Regions from separate parts of the Homo sapiens genome. Here region 1 is linked to region 2. The links are chromatin loops, found by intact Hi-C in ENCODE. Cell type or tissue: sigmoid colon. All regions are shown on one strand. Links, peaks and the distances in the headings refer to the core of each region. The heading gives the core; the rest is flanking DNA. Region 1 overlaps ATP11A (ATPase phospholipid transporting 11A). Region 2 overlaps ATP11A (ATPase phospholipid transporting 11A).

Evidence for each region. Peaks named below come from ENCODE experiments on the same cell type or tissue, not always from the same donor. Only the 100,000 strongest peaks of a DNase experiment are listed, where the experiment ranks them.
Region 1: a loop joins it to region 2, with 1.9 times the contacts of the local background. A loop is called at or near these places in 1 of 110 quality-filtered maps.

What each region holds. Positions count from the first base shown.
Region 1 is chr13:112,841,283-112,849,606 of GRCh38, reverse strand. It overlaps ATP11A (ATPase phospholipid transporting 11A), which reads right to left. Exons shown (of 30, transcript NM_015205.3): 17 at 7,228-7,331. Among named protein-coding and RNA genes, the nearest start is that of ATP11A-AS1, 91 kb to the right of the region's middle. In sigmoid colon, for the core only: no CTCF peak of the experiment used is centred there; no DNase peak of the experiment used is centred there; H3K4me3 peaks cover 737 bases.
Region 2 is chr13:112,707,113-112,715,436 of GRCh38, reverse strand. All of the region lies in intron 1 of ATP11A (ATPase phospholipid transporting 11A), which reads right to left. Among named protein-coding and RNA genes, the nearest start is that of ATP11A, 21 kb to the right of the region's middle. RefSeq lists an enhancer at 795-1,624. In sigmoid colon, for the core only: no CTCF peak of the experiment used is centred there; DNase peaks (open chromatin) are centred at 2,656, 3,486 and 4,366; H3K4me3 peaks cover 761 bases; H3K27ac peaks cover 1,313 bases.

The DNA.
Region 1 (8,324 bases), core at 40-8,039, 130 kb before region 2:
GAATTCTCTGACTTTTCCTAAGAGGCAATAAAACATACAAGATATATAGCTTCAGTCTGAAACCAGAAAAATTACATAACAAGAAAATGGTTTTACAGGATAATAACCCAAAATGGTCCCAGAACTTAGGTTGCTGTGAGTGATAAGCAGAAGCTTTTGGAAATAAATATGTCGCTGCTTTTAAAAGTCAATCAGGGACTTTCTCTTGTGGTAACACAGAACAGAAATACTTTTCTCTATTCCTCCTGCTAAGTACTACGAAAACCCTGGACACAGCACATAAAACAAAGCCAGACAAATACCCTACAAGAAAACTGTAGAACAATATCCCTTAGAAATATAGATGCAAATATGCTCAACAAAATACTAGCAAACTGAATCCAATGGCACATAGAGGATCATACACCACGACCAAGTGGGGTTTATTCCAGGAATGCAAAAGTGAGTCAACATATGAAAGTCAATGCAATACATGACATAAATCCCACATGATCATCTCAACTGATGCAGAAAAGGCATCTGAAAAAAAACCAGCACCTTTTGGTGATAAAACCACTTAATAAACTGGGGAGAGAAGAAACCTCCTCAACGTGGTAAAAACCACTTAAGTGAAAAAACCAGCAAGGCATGATGGCTCACGCCTGTAATCCCAGCACTTTGGGAGGCTGAGGTGGGCAGATCACCTGAGGTCAGGAATTCAAGACCAGACTGGCCAACGTGGTGAAACCCCATCTCTACTAAAAATACAAAAATTAGCCAGGCGTGGTGGTGCATGCCTATAATCCCAGTTACTCGGGAGGCTGAGGCAAGAGAATGGCTTGAACCCAGGAGGCAGAGGTTGCAGTGAGCCGAGATCGTGCCATTGCACTCCAGCCTGGGCGACAAGAGCAAAACTCTGTCTCAAAAAAAAGAAAAGAAAAACCTACAGCTAACATCACCCTCCATGGTGAAGGACTGAAAGCTTTTCCGTAGGATCAGGAACAAGACAGGGATGCCTGCTTTTGCCACTTCTATTCAACAGAGTATTAGATGCTCTAAGTGAGAGGATTAGGCTATAAAGAGAAAAAGAAAGTTTCCACATTAGAAAGGATGCCTTTCTAAGGCCTATTTGCAGATGACATGATCCTATATCCAGAAGACCATGAAGAATGTGCTCCCCACTAACTGAATTCAGCAAAGACACAGGGTACAAAGTCAACACACGAAAACTAGTGGCATTTCTATACACTACCAATGAACAATATGAAAAGGAAATTAAAAAAAAATTCCACTTCAGTAGCATCAACAAAAGTAAAATACTTATGAATAAATTTAACCAAGGAGGTAAAAGACTCAAGGCTGAAAAATACCAAAGTTTGCTGAAAGAAATTATAAAATACCTAAATAAATGGAAAGATATCCCATGTTCATGGATTGTTAAGATGACAACACTACCCAAAGTGATCTACTGATTAAATGAAATCCTATCAACATCCCAATGGCTCTTCCCTCCCGCCCTTCCTCCGTTTCTTTTTTTGAGACAGGGTCTTACTCAGTTGCCCGTGGAAACATGCAGTGGTGCCATCACGGCTCACTACTGCTTTAAACTTCTGTGCTCAAGCGACCCTTCCATCTCATCCTGCCTAGTAGCTAGGACCACAGATGTGTGCCTCCACCCCTGGCTGATTTTCCTTTTGTATGTTTTGTAGAGGCAGGGTCTTGCTATGTTTCCCAGGCTGGTCTCAAACTTCTGGCCTCAAGTGATCCTTATGCCTCAGCCTCCCAAAGTGCTGGAATTACAAGTATGAGCCACCGTACCTGGCCCCCAGTGGCATTTTCTGCACAAATGAAAAAGCCCATCCTAAAATTCCTATTAAATCTCAAGAGGTTCAGAATAGCCAAACCATTTTATAACAGAAGAACAAAGTTGAAAGACTCACATATCCTGGTTTCAAAGCCTGCTAGAAACTGACAGTAATCAAAACAGCGGGAACTGGGATAAAGACAGACATAGAGAAAATGGGATGGAACAGAGAGCCCAGAAATAAACCTCCAGGTACCGTAATCAAATGCTTTTCAGCAAGAGTGTCAGTATCACTCAGTGGGAGAGGAGAGTCTTCACCAAATGGTGCTGGGAAAACTGGATAACTGCATGCAGGGAAATAAAGTAGGACCCTCACTTTATGAAAGATGCAAAAATTAGCCAAACATGGATTACACTCCTACATTTAAGAGCTAAAACTAGAAAACTTATAGAAAAAAACACAGTGGTGGCAAATCTTCATCATCTTGGATTTCATAGCAGTTTCTTCGATATGACAGCAAGCACAGCCAGCGAAAGGAGAAATTAACTGGACTCGAAGGACACACAGGCCCCTCTGGACTGTCTTTCTACTTATTTTAACTTCTCCTAAATCTGTAATTATTTCAAAATAAAATGCTGCCAACCGAGGGGGCCCTGCAAGTGCCCAGCTCACTACCCGGAGAGCTTCCAGGCCGAGGCTCGGGCAGGGGAACGTAGCCGGAGCCAGTGAATTCCCTGAGTTATGGGGCAGACCTGGGTGTCAAGGGAACAAGCACCAGAGTTCCTAGGATGGAGTGGATGCCAGAGGCTGTGGACGGCCCCTCAAGCACCTGCAACTGTGAGGAAGCTCCTGGAGGCCAGCAACAAGCCATTAGGAGGAGGGTGGGACAGCCTGCTGCCAGGAGGCATGGCCACTCACCAGGCACAGCGCTCAGGGCCTGGCAGTCTGGGGAGCACCACCCGGGGCAGGCACTGCTGTGGGTCTGCTGGACATCACGAAGGCATGGCCTGAAAGGAACAGACTGTTCCCAGGAACTCAGCCACACCCCAGAACAAGATTTAAGATCTCCAGGAGGACCACGATACCCAGCATCCAACAAAGCCCACAGGCAGGCATCCGGCCACAGGCCACCATCACGCAGGGGCACCGTCCCTGCCCCAAACGAGGGGACTGTGCAACACTGTGGCTGGTCCAGAGCTGGCAGCAGGGGTGCAGTTAGCGAGGAGGATTTAAACAGTCACTGCCACCGTTATCACACACGTCCCATCCGTTAGCGAGGAGGATTTAAACAGTCACCGCAATCGTTATCACACACGCCCCATGTTAAGTAGGGGCATGAGGATACAAAACCACGCTGGCGGAATTTCTAGACATGAAAACTCCGATGTTTGAGGAGAGGGGTGTCCTGCGTGGGGTGCTGACAGGTTAGACGCTGCACGGGAAAAACTCGTGACATGGCAACAGAAACCGTCTCTAAAGAAACGTGGAAAACCTTAAAGGGAAAAGCCTTTGTAAGCGGTGAGACAACATCCGGCAGTTGAGTACATGGGTCCTGGAACTGCTGAAAGGGAGCAAGGAAGAAAAATATCTGTAGAATAATTGCTGAAAAATGTTAAACTTGATGAAACGCCGCAGATCCGAGATGCTCAACACGGCTGAGCAAAGAAACACAGCATCACTCCACCAAGGCATCCCATCACGAAACACCTCAAAAGCAGCCAGAAAAGGGAAGCTGTGGAAAGAGAAATGAAGACGCTCTGACAGGAGGGTCCCCAGGAGAAAAGGACACATCGGCTCAGCCCCAGACACGCACAGCAGGCGGCCCGCAGCAGCTGCTTCCAAAACAGCCCCAACTGGAAACAACCCAATGTCTGCCAACAGGCGGAAGAATCAAGAAACTGGTCCATCCGTAGAAAGAACTAGCACTGCGAGTGCCCGGCAAATGAACGAGTGCTGCTAGTGCCGGCAACTGGACTGGTTAGTACTGCTAGTGCCGGCAACTGGACTGGTTAGTATCACTAGTGCCTGGAAACTGGACTGGTTAGTACCGCTAGTGCCGGCAACTGGACTGGTTAGTACCGCTAGTGCCTGGTAACTGGACTGGTTAGTACCGCTAGTGCCAGCAACTGGACTGGTTAGTACCGCTAGTGCCTGGTAACTGGACTGAATAGTACCGCTAGTGCTGGCAACTGGACTGGTTAGTACCGCTAGTGCCTGGTAACTGGACTGGTTAGAACCACTAGTGCCTGGCAACTGGACTGGTTAGTACCGCTAGTGCCAGCAACTGGACTGGTTAGTACCGCTAGTGCCGGCAACTGGACTGGTTAGAACCACTAGTGCCTGGCAACTGGACTGAATAGTACCGCTAGTGCTGGCAACTGGACTGGTTAGAACCACTAGTGCCTGGCAACTGGACTGAATAGTACCGCTAGTGCTGGCAACTGGACTGAATAGTACCGCTAGTGCTGGCAACTGGACTGGTTAGTACCGATAGTGCCGGCAACTGGACTGGTTAGAACCACTAGTGCCTGGCAACTGGACTGAATAGTACCGCTAGTGCTGGCAACTGGATTGGTTAGTACTGCTAGTGCCCGGCAACTGGACTGGTTAGTATCACTAGTGCCTGGAAACTGGACTGGTTAGTACTGCTAGCGCCTGGCAACTGGACTGGTTAGTACTGCTACTGCCCGGCACTTGGACTAGTACTAGTACCGCTAGTGGCTGGCAACTGGACTGGTCTGTACCACCAGTGCCCAGTAACTGGACTGGTTAGTATGGCTAGTGCCCGGTAACTGGACTAGTACTGCTAGCGGCTGGCAACTGGACTGATTAGTACCACTGATACCTGGCACTTGGACTAGTACTGCTAGTGCCCGGCAACTGGACTGGTTAGTATGGCTAGTGCCCAGTAACTGGACTAGTACCGCTAGCAGTCGGCAACTGGACTGATTAGTACTGTTAGTGCCCGGCAACTGGACTGGTTAGTACCACTAACACCCGGCAACTGGACTGGTTAGTACCACTAACACCCGGCAACTGGACTGGTTAGTACTGCTAGTGCCCGGCACTTGGACTAGTACCGCTAGAGGTACTTGGACTAGCGGCCGCTGAACTAGTACCGCTAGTGCTCGGCAACTGAACGAGTGCTGCTGTTCCTCACGACAGAAATGAACGGGCCCACACGGCCGAGTCTCAGCAGTTATGGGAGTGAAAGACGCCGGATACAACAGCCGCCTTTTGTGATTCTGCTGATAGGAAGCTCCAGAAGGTGGGCACGAATCTGCAGTGACGGCGAGTGGAGCGGTGGTCTCCAGCGAGTGGGAGTTGGCAGGGATGGGAGTATGAGGGCGCGAGACAGTCTCTAGGGTGAGGGATGCGTCCCCTTCCCAGCAGGCAAAGCCTCCACCTGTGTGTTCGTGTGTCAATGCCCTTGCTGCTCTCGCATTTTAAATATGTATAGATCAATGTATGGCAATTACATCTCAAGAAGACTTTCTGAAACAAGCAGCAAGTGGACTTTACAATCATCACAATTCACATAATCCATGCGCCTACTCTCCTGGGCAGCAGCAGTGGGGATCCAGCAGGTGGAAGATATTTGGTACTCAGGCCATGAAGACCCTCCATGGAGGACCAGTCACCTGTGACCTGTAGCCATCGTGTGCTCAGCATGGCACGGCGACCACGTCACAGCAAAGCACAGCCTCGCGCTATTGGAAAGCGAGCTGCAGATGGAGCTGCCCCCTCAGGAGCCCCCACACGCCCCTGTACTGAGGCTCATTGTGTGTCGAAGCGCAGGACGCTTGTGCTGCTCAGAGGAACCCGCTCGGCTCCCACCCTGCAGCTCTGTGGCTGGTGGAAGTCAGTGATGTATTTTCCAGATCCCTCACAGAGAAGTTCAACAATCTTTAACCTGCTGCTGATTTATGGATTCCTGTTGGCTCCAACGCAGCTACTTTGTAGTGCCAGGAGCTGTTTTAATAGCAACGTAAAGATGATGATCCGCACGTCGACAGCATTCCACGAAGTTCACAGGCTCTGGCTGCTGCACGCACGGGCTCGCGAGCGAAAGGGCTCCTGTCCATCGGCAGGAATTCTTAATGCTCTGACATCTACAGTAATCAAGTGTTGCGACTGACAGCGAGGACAAACATTGCTTTACATTTAAATGGTCAGTGAAGGGAGCGCTGAGTACCACGACCTCTAGTCCAAGGTTCTCTCGGTTCAGCCTTCCTTGGTGCAGAGCCAGCCTTGGAAGTCTTGTTTTCCAGTGCGTAGCCACTCTGGCCAGCGTCATTTTGGACCTCTGGGAGGAGAGCCTGTCAGTTACTGTTTCTTTTTCATGAAAAGATGATAAGGTCGGTGTGAGAGGAGGTGCTGCCCTGGGCTGGAGTGAGGGAGAAGACCCCAGGGTGGTGTCGGGAGAAGGGTGCAGACACCGTGGGACAAAGCAGCCACGTGGGGAGCAGAGGGAGCGCGTCCACCCAGCCACGCATCACCCAACGTTAGGGCATCTGATGGGAGGGAACGCGCCCACCCGGCCATGCGTCACCCAGCTTTAGGACGTCTGACAGGAGGGAGTGCGTCCACCCCAGCCACGCACAGTGTAGCTTTAGGGCATCTCACAGGAGGGAGCATGTGCACTCAGCCGTGCGTCACTCGGCGTTAGGACATCTGACGGGAGAGAGCACGTCCACCCAACCATGCGTCGCTCGGCGTTAGGACCTCTCACAGGAGGGAGCATGTCCACCCAGCCACGCATCACCCGGAGTTAAGGTGTCTGACAGGAGGGAGCGTGTCCACCCCAGCCACGTGTTGCCCGGCTTTAGCGCGTCTGACGGGGAGGGGAGGCCCTGCTGTGAGAGACACTCAGGCCGGCCCCCTACCGCAGCAGCCCCAAAGACAGAAAGCCGGACCCACGGAGTGGGAGGCTCAGGTGTGCGGGCTGCTGGGCGGTGCTATACAACAAGTGGTGGAAAGAAACCTTATCATACAAGCTTAAGACCCAGATGGGGAAAGAAACCCAAACAGGTGATGTCACAACAGAAAACGAAAGTGCTGATTTGTTTTGAAGCAAATCACTAGAAACGTCAACACAAAGACTTTTTGCTCCAATACAATAACCACAAACGTGCTAATTCTGACTCCCCAAAACATCAATCAACCAACCTGGCACCCACCCGAAAATAAAACCCTGTGCAAGGCTGGGGAGGAGATGGCCTGTGCCTGGCTGGACAGCCTGTGCCTGGCTGGGTATCGGAGGCCCCCTGGGGTCGGTGCCGGCTGAGGCTGCCTGTCTGTCTGCCTCTGGCCCAGCTGATTTCTAAACATTCCCCAAGGAATACAATACGCCATTCCCAGCCAGGAACTTGTGGAACATGGAATTCCTTCCTGACAGCAGGGGAGCTGACCGCCACGAGGCCCTCCCCAGCCCGGCTCTCACCACTGCGTTACGCTCCACTCTGGCTCGGATCTGGTCAACTTTGCCTTCTATCACTCGGGGGAATATCGAAGAATCTGCTCCTTTGCAAAACAGATAAATTTCTCCTACAAAATGAGAAAAATGAGGAGTTTAATCACAATATGGGGAAGACTAGATTATTTTTTAAAATTATGCCATTATTAAAAAACAAAAAACAGGGATAGCAGTGTGGAAAGCTTTTTAAAGATTTTAATGGACCAGTTAACACGCTACAGTCAGGAAAAAATAAACCCACAGATAACCTCCAAAGCCTCGTTTTATTCCTACACCCTAGAAATTCCACAGGAGAGGCAGGAACGAGGAAAAGAACTTGGCTCCGGGACTCTGTTTTTTCTCTGGGAAAGACACGAAAGGGGACAAAATGCCCTCGGGACGGGCGTTGGGGTGACCCAAAGGGGGTCCTGGTTTCTGAAATGCTGGAAGGTGAACACAAATCCCCTTCGGAGAGTCATCTGTCCTCATGCAGAGCAAGGCAGCCGGGCCACCTCTGAACTTGGAAGAGTCAGGGGAAACGTTTGCGTCATTTTTTCCCACACGTCCAGTAACACTGTGATCGCTGTGGACATACTTGTGCTGTGAACGTGGGCTTCTCAGGCCTCAGATAAAGCGAGTTTCTCTTCCAGGCACTGCAGCATACAGCAAAGGCCACGACAGTTCTGCTGTGATGTCACCTGCTCCTGACACACAGAGCCCCCTCTGCACCTGAAGCATCCCTGGACGGCGAAGCCACGTGGCACTCTGCCAGGTGGCTAGTTTGTGCCTGGGCGCAGGTGCTCCCGACACACAGAGCCCCCTCTGCACCTGAAGTATCCCTGGTCCACCAAGCCACGTGGCACTCTGCCAGGCGGCTGGTTTGTGCCTGGGCGCAGGTGCTCCCGACACACAGAGCCCCCTCTGCACCTGAAGCATCCCTGGACGGCGAAGCCACGTGGCACTCTGCCAGGCGGCTGGTTTGTGCCTGGGCGCAGGTGCTCCCGACACACAGAGCCCCCTCTACACCTGAAGCATCCCTGGTCCGCGAAGCCACGTGGCACTCTGCCAGGCGGCTGGTTTGTGCC
Region 2 (8,324 bases), core at 49-8,048:
TGTGGGGAGGTGGGCCAGGTGTGGGGAGGTGGGCCAGGTGTGGGGGGATCGGCCAGGTGTGGGGAGGTGGGCCAGGTGTAGGGGATTGGCCAGGTACCGGGGATGGGCCAGGACACTACAAAGCCAAGAGTGCACATGTCACCCCAGGTTGGTGCCTCTCTGTAGAAGCAGGCAGGTGACAACACAGTCTTCTGCAATCGAGTTTGGGGCACCTGAGGGGGCTAGTCCTTTTGAGAAGCTTTCGGTCAGGAAAAGCTGCCGCAGGAAACAACCCAAGTGTCCTTCAACAGGTGAATGTGTGAGCAAAACGTGGTATATCCATGCAAAGGAACGGCGGAGTCATACAGGCTACAACACAGGGACCCTTGTGGACTTTGTGCTGAGTGAAATGAGCTGGTCACAAAAGGACAAATCCTGTGTGAGTCACTCATTTGAGCTGACAAATACCTAGAGACAGAAAGTTGAATGGGGCTGCCAGGGTCTACGGGAAGGGGGAAGGAGGAGAGAATTTAAGCGGGACGGAGTTTCAGTTTGGGAAGAAGCGGAAGTTCTGCGGGGGGGCAGTGGTGATGGTGACACAAGGTGAACGTGCTAAAGCACTGAACTGTGCACATAAATCTAGACAAGATGTTGCATGTTTGTTATGTGTGTTTTCCCATGATCTTAAAAGCCTGATCCACAGTGGCCTCACTGACCTGCCAGAAGCCGAGGTGGCAAGGGGCTCTCGGTGCTCTCAGCACCCCACCCGCTCCAGCCCAAGGTCGAGAAGCTTCACCTTCACATTCTCTTGCGTCTCCATAACAGTCTCATCACGCAGAACGCGTATTCCATCACAGACACACAAAGAAGGCAGCAGAGGGGGCTGGAGCCAGAAGCCAGACGGGCCTCCAGGTCAGGAGTGGAGACGCCACCTCTCCTCAGCCCTGGGGAGGCCCAGAGCTGGGCAGGGTTCGGGGAGTGAGGAGGGAGAAAGGGAAGGGGAAGGGCTGTCCTTCAGGTCTCCTCCACACCGCTCCCTGACGAGCCAGCCACACACATAGGAAAGTCACCGTAAACATTTCCCTGCAGAGACGTGGGTTCCCACAGTGGGGTCCTGTGGCTGCAGCGGAACACCCCAGACCAGGAGATGGAGAACACAGCTGGAGCGGCAGCGGGAGGTGCTAATCGGGGAAGGAAAATCGGTGCTAATTGGGAAGGAAAAGAGAAAACAAGGGGAAAGAGAGCGGGTGCAAGACAGCTGGGAGGAGTGGAATTCCAGTAGACGTGGGGCCAGGAAAGGAAGCCGGGTGGGAGGAGTGGAAGGGAGTTGTGGGATCAGGGGTGCGGGGAGTGGAAGGGAGGCTGGGACCAGGGGTCGGGGGAGTGGAAGGGAGGCGTGGGATCAGGGGTCGGGGGAGTGAAAGGGAGGTGTGGGATCAGGGGTGGGGGGGAGTGGAAGGGAGACTGGGGCCAGGAATGGAAGCTGGGTGGGAAGGGAGGCGTGGGATCTGGGGTGGGAAGAATGGAAGGGAGGCTGGGATCAGGGGTGGGAGGAGTGGAAGGGAGGCTGGGGCCAGGAATGGAAGCTACACCCTCTGAACTGCTACTCCCCATCCTAAATAGGTTGCCTGCCTGCGTCCTGACAGCATCCTCGGCCTTTTTCCCCTCAACTGGACACATGCAAACCGATGTCTGGTTTCATTTTATCCTTATCAACAGTTAGCTGTCTGTCATCAGAAGATTAAACGGCCAGAATGTGATCTTCCCGCAAATTAAACCGCGAGTGAAATGTCCACTCTGCCTGAAACAAATGGAGTCTCAGAAGCTGTGGCATTAAACAAGAATCAGACACCTACTGAGACCTCTTTCACAGGCGGCTATGATGGCACTTTAACAAATACTACAAAACTATCTGTCACTTATGCAGTGCACAATTTTTTTATTTATACTTGTTTAATAACATGAATTCTTACATGCATGAGAACCATTACACTTTGAAGTCACTTCGTTTCATGATTATTCATGCCACTTTGTGAACTCCATGTTTTTATTTATTTTTTTTAGAGACGGAGTCTTGCTCTGTCACCCAGGCTAAAGTGCAATGGCATGATCTTGGCTCACTGCAACCTCCGCCTCCCAGGTTCAAGCAATTCTCCTGTCTCAGCCTCCTGAGTAGCTGGGATTACAGGCGCCCACCACCATGCCCAGCAAATTTTTGTATTTTTAGTAGAGACGGGGTTTCACCATGTTGGCCAGGCCGGTCTCAAACTCCTGACCTTGTGATCCGCCTGCCTCAGCCTCCCAAAGTGCTGGGATTCCAGGTGTGAGCCACCGTGCCCAGCCCTCCATGTTTTAGAATACTCTGAGAATGCTAAAATGGATGGATGTGTAGCTGCTGTCATAAGTCTACTGAAATACAGTCGAGCGTGCTCTAAATTTCCAAGCCTCTGCTCACATTAACCAGATACGTCTCTTTCAAACATTCAAACAAATACTCTAGGTCTCCTCAGACACTGAGTTCCAGCATGGCTGCTATAAAAAGAAAGCCCTCACCTCCGAGGTGTTACCACTTTCATACGCTTTGTGTTCAGCAAACACCAGAGACACAACCTCCCCTGGCCTGCACTGAACCCCGAGTCCCAAAAGACAGGGGATGACAAACACCCTCTTTATTTTTTCCAGTGGACATAAGAAAAGGCAGAGGTGGCACCCTGGCTGGAACTGGCCCTCACCTCACCGACTGTGGTCCGGCCATAGAGCCACACCTTGGAAACAGGTTTCCAGTCTCTGTGGGGCACTGACGCCGGTCCAGTGAGAGGGGCTCTGCGCAGGGAGTCGAGGGGCTGTGGACGCTAGCTGACCAGCCGGGACCATCACCCACAGTAGAGAGAAAAGCCTGTCCTTCGGGCCTGTCTCAGAGGCCTAGACAAGGACAGGACGGGGTTGCTGTCCCTCACCTCACGATCCCCCACCCCCAGACCCTCACTATCAGCCACACTGTGGGGCCCAGTGAGCTTGGATAAAGGCTGGTGTGGCACAATGAAGACATCCAGGTAGGGCTTTGAGGGCCATTTAAATGACACCACCTAGCTCCAAGGCTGCTGGAGAAAACCAGCCCTGACTCCCTTAGCCCCAGCAAATTCTAACCATGGAGGGAGCGTTTTGTATGCGGGGCTGGGTGCATAATTAAGCTGCTCTTCCCCCGTGGGCACCACCACATTGTTTACTCCTGGGGAACTACCGGCCACATTTCACCGTGAAGCAAAATGCATCTGTGCTATTTTCAAGCAGCATAGCGTGTGTCACTCAGGGTGGGGAGGGAGAACGGGGAAAACACGTGGGAGCCAACATGCGAAGGAGGCACCTGGCAGCTTCTGCTTTGTTTTTTAAACTCATCGACAAAAGGTCCTGCCCCTGACACTGCAGCCAGCTGTTCTCACTCTGGGTTCAGCACGTTGCTACCCAGACAACAGGGCTGGGAGAAGGAGCCTCAGATTCCTAGGAATGTTAATTAACTAAGGCCTCTCCCCTCCACCCGCTCCTTATCTATGTGCTCCAGAAAGTGAGTCATCCAGGCTCCTGGGCTGTATTCAGAAGGCAGAGAGGCTGGGAGAGGGCGTGGAGCCTTGCTCCCCTACGTTCACAGCAATCCAAGAGCTGCCTCTTACTCCACACATCCGGGCTGTTTCCCAGTCCCGGGAACACTAGCAATTCAAGCCTGGAATTCTGAACAGCCAGGACTTCCAGAGGCTTAAAAAATGGAAGCAAAACAGAGTCTTGCCCGGTCCAAAGCCCTGACCCCTGGCTCAACGCACGGTGCCCGCTGACGGGATGTCCCTGCAGTGCCCCTCCCAGTCCAGAGCCCTGACCTGACTCCTGACCCCTGGTGGATGCGGTGCCTGTTTACGGTGACGTCCCTGGGCTGCTTTTTTTTTTTTCTCATCAGGTGGATTTAAAATTGGATCTCAGGTTCCTCCCCTTTGAGTTTTAACTTTTATTTTATTTACGTATGTATCAGAGACAGGGTCTTGCTATGTTGCCCAGGTTGGCTTCGAACTCCTGGGCTCAGGGGATCTGATCCTCCCACCTCGGCCTCTCAAGTAGATGGGACCACAGGTGTGCATCACCACACCTGGCCCAGCTTTTAGTTTTAACAAGTAATTTGGGACAATTTTCCTGCTGAATACTTCAAGCCACTTTTTTAAGCGACAAAATTTTAGAGCGAATACTACCTTCTAAATTTCAGCATTTTTTTTTAAATGGCTCTGGCTCAGGAAGCATGATGAAAAGTCGGAAGAGCCGCACGCGGCCCAGCTGCCTCGTGGTAAAGTGTCAGCACGCAGGACGGGTCCCCTGGGATCCTGCCTCCTTCCCCCAAATACGAACATGCCAGCCCTCCAACCCTGATTTCAGCAGCCTCTGGTGACCTCTGACCCCGGCACTTTGAGAACCGAGTCCCTGCTTCAAACAGCGGTGGGTGGGTGGGTGGGTGGCTCCGGGTGGTTGGCAGGGGCCCTGCCCTCCGCTCTGAAGCCTCCCGCACTGTGACTAGTGCCCCCTCACATGACGCGGGGCTGGGAGAGCCCCAGGGAGCCGAACCTTCTCTCCCTGCAGGGATGATAGTGACGGCAGGTGAAGACCAACCAGAGCTGTGACTTGTCTGCCCTGTTATGATTTTTAAAATGATTTTCATTACTATCAGCATTTGCCAAAGACTGGAACTGGTCTTCCCCTCACTGTCCACACTCACCACCTGTGAACGCCCTCCCCATGAGACAGCTCTGCCGGGAGTGTTACAACCCCTCCCTGGAACCAGAGAGCAGCCCAGGCCCAGGAAAACCCAGCAGCTCAGCCCTGCGGGGCCTGCTTGGCCACCACAGAGGCCTCCGCCGCCTCCTGGAGCCCTGTCTTCTCCCGCAGGCTCCTTCCTTCCTGTTAACGTTCTAGTCGAGATGGCTCCAAGGGCCCTCATGGGTAGAACTCTTCCAGGGCAGTGGTACAGGAGAAGGGAAAACCTGGGGCGCTTGTTTTCTGGGGAGCGGCCCTGCCCTGCTACAGCCCCATTTGTCACATCCTGTCGGGAAACACTGATTTTTCCAGTCACACACGGTGTGGGCCACTTGCTTAGGGGTGAATTGGGTTTTGAGTTTACATTAGGAGGCATGAGCTGGCTTTGCGAACACGATGCATTCTTTGTGAGAAAGAGCCTTTCCAAAGGGCCCCCAAGGCAGCAGACACAACTTAAACACCACGGCCACACACACGTCTGCAAAGAGGGAGGACCACATGGATGACACTCGTGATTCCCGACTGCAGCCGGCCTCCCCGTGATGCTGAGGGAATGTGGATGCTGAGAGTGGCCGCCTGACACCCGGGTGTCACGCAGTTCCAGGCCCTCACCATGGCTGATGCCCAGCTCCAGGGCAGAGTGCAGGCAGAGGACCTGTGCTGTTGAGACCCTTGCTCTCAGCTGTGGGATGTGGGCAGCATCAGCTCCAACAGGGGCTGGTCAGCAGCAGGGAGCAGCGCGGCCTAACTGGGCTATGCCCTCATGGGCGCAGCTCCTATTTGCAGACAGTTGACAACAAGAGTCAAACTCTGTAAAATATCTGAAGAGATTTATTCTGAGCCAAATATGAGTGGCACAACCCTCAGGATGTCCTGAGAACATGTGTCCAAGGTGGTCGGGCGCAGCTTGGTTTTATACATTTTAGGGAGGCATGAGACTTAAATACATTTAAGAAATACATTGGTTTGGTTCAGAAAGGCGAGACAACTCAAAGCGAGGGGCTTCCAGGCTATAGGTAAATTTAAACATCTTCTGGTTGACAATTGGTTGAGTTTATCTGAAGACCTGGGATGACAGAAAGGAAATGTTCAGGTTAAGATAAAGGATTGTGGAGACCAAGTTTTATTGTGCAGAGGAAGCTCTTAGATAGCGGACTTCAGAGAAGGCAGGTTGTAAATTGCTTTTTATCAGACTTAAAAGGGTGCCTGGATCTTAGTTGATTATTGCCTGGACCTGGAAAGGAAAGAAGGAAAACAAAGGGGGAAGAGGATTCTCTACAGAATGTGGATTTTTCCCACAAGTGACCTTGCAGGGCAATTTCAAGGTATGACAAGGAAATATATTTTGGGGTAAAACATTTTGATTTTCTTCCTTGTTATGCCAGAGTCAGATTGGAAAGTAAGTCATGATATACAGGGTTAAATAAAACCCATCTGATGAGAATTTATGATTTGTAGGGCATGACTCCCCAGACCCCTTAGAAAGGAATTTGGGTAAATTTAAAAAAAAATCAGAGCTTAGTCCTGAAGACACAGCCAGGAGGGGCACAGAGGGCTGGCCAAGAGTCCCACATGGGCCCCTGAGACAGGCTGGCTGGGGACACCCAATTCCCCCTCCCAGACCTGCTTCCGGCACTCCCCTTCCCGCCTGGAACCCTACAGACACATCACACCCATCCCTCCCGGAGTCTACCCTGGAACATGTGCCTGCCCCAGAGGGTCTTCAAGTTAAGACAGGAACCAAATCACTCTCTCTTCCTTGGCCAGGCCCATTAAAAACATAAAATCAGATGCACATGATCCTAGATTCTCTGCACAAACTCCCCCTCCCCCTCCATGAGTTCAAAACACAGGCGGGAGAGCCACTCGTTGGAAGACGACCAAAGCTACAGGCTTGTCGGGCAGGGGTGGGACCAACTCACAGGGCCACACGCAGCCCACGTGGGGCCCACAGTGAGAGGCCACATCTGAGTGACAGCCAGGGAAGCCGAGAAACTGTCCATCAGACTCAGTCGCTCTGAGGTTTGCAAGGGTGACATGTTGATAGAAATCAATATCAACCCATTTTTTAATGAACTAAAATTGTGAGTGAGGGTGCTAAGGAAAAGCCATTAATACTCCTTTTACGTTTTACTTTTCTGTCAACTGCGAAGATTACCTGACAAATAGGGTTTCTAGTCAATTTCATGCTATACTTGCGGTTTTTAAATGAGTCTAACGATGTAAAATATATAATTACTCCATTTTACAATTAAGTTTCTTACTAATAATAAGGGGACTTAGGTTGGTACAAAGGTAATTACGGTTTCGGACCGTGAATTTTAAATCATTATAACTAGGCTCAAACACATCTTTATTAACCAAAATAGTAACCATTACAATCAACACATTTTTGCCAACGAGAAATAAGTTTGTTTATTCCTGTAGCATAAAAATCAGGCTTTGGGATTCGACAAACTCTTGGAAAGCATTTTCTGCATCCTGCTGGTTGTGGAAGCGTTTTCCCTGTAAAAGTTGTCGAGATGCTTGAAGTGGTAGCTGGTTGGTGAGAGGTCAGGTGAATATGGCGGATGAGGCAAAACTTCGCAGCCCAATTTTTCCACTTTTGAAGTGTTGGTTGCGTGACGTGCGGTTGGGCTTTGTCATGGAGAAGAATTGGGCCCTTCCTGTTGACCAATGCCGGCTGCAGGCGTTGTAGTTTTCAAAGCGTCTCATGGATTTGCTGAGCATACTTCTCAAGATGTAATGGTTTTGTGGAGATTCAGAAAGTTGTGGTGGATCAGACCGGCACAGGCCACCAGACAGTGACCAGGACCTTTTTTTGGTGCAAGTTTGGCTTTGGGAAGTGCTTTGGAGCTTCTCGGTCCAACCACTGAGCCGGTTGTCACTGGTTGTCATATAAGATCCACTTTTCGGCGCACGTTACAATCTGATCGAGAAATGGTTTGTTTTTGTTGTGTAGAATAAGAGAAGATGACACTTCAAAATCACAATTTTTTTGATTCTCGCTCAGCTCATGAGGCACCCACTTACCGAGCTTTTTCACCTTTTTAATTTGCGTCAAATGCCGGTCGACTGTGGAATGGCTACATTGAGTTCTTCAGCAGCTTCTCGTGTAGTTTTAAGAGGATCGGCTTCAATGACTGCTCTCAGTTGGTCGTTGTCAACTTCCAAAGGCTGGCCACTACGCTCCTCACCTTCAAGGCCCTCGTCTCCTCTGCAAAACTTCTTCTTCTTTTTTTTTTTTTTTTTTTGAGACAGAATTTCACTCTTATTGCCCAGGCTGGAGTGCAATGGTGTGATCTTAGCTCACTGCAACCTCTGTCTCCTGGGTTCAAGCAAGTCTCCTGCCTCAGCCTCCTGAGTAGGTGGGATTACAGGCGTGTGCCACCACACAGGGCTAATTATGTATTTTTGGTAGAGACAAGGTTTCACCATGTTGGCCAGGCTGGTCTCAAACGCCTGACCTCAGGTGATCCATCTGCCTCGGCCTCCCAAAGTGCTGGGATTACAGGTGTGAGCCACCACGCCCAGCCTGTAAAACTTCTTGACCCAGC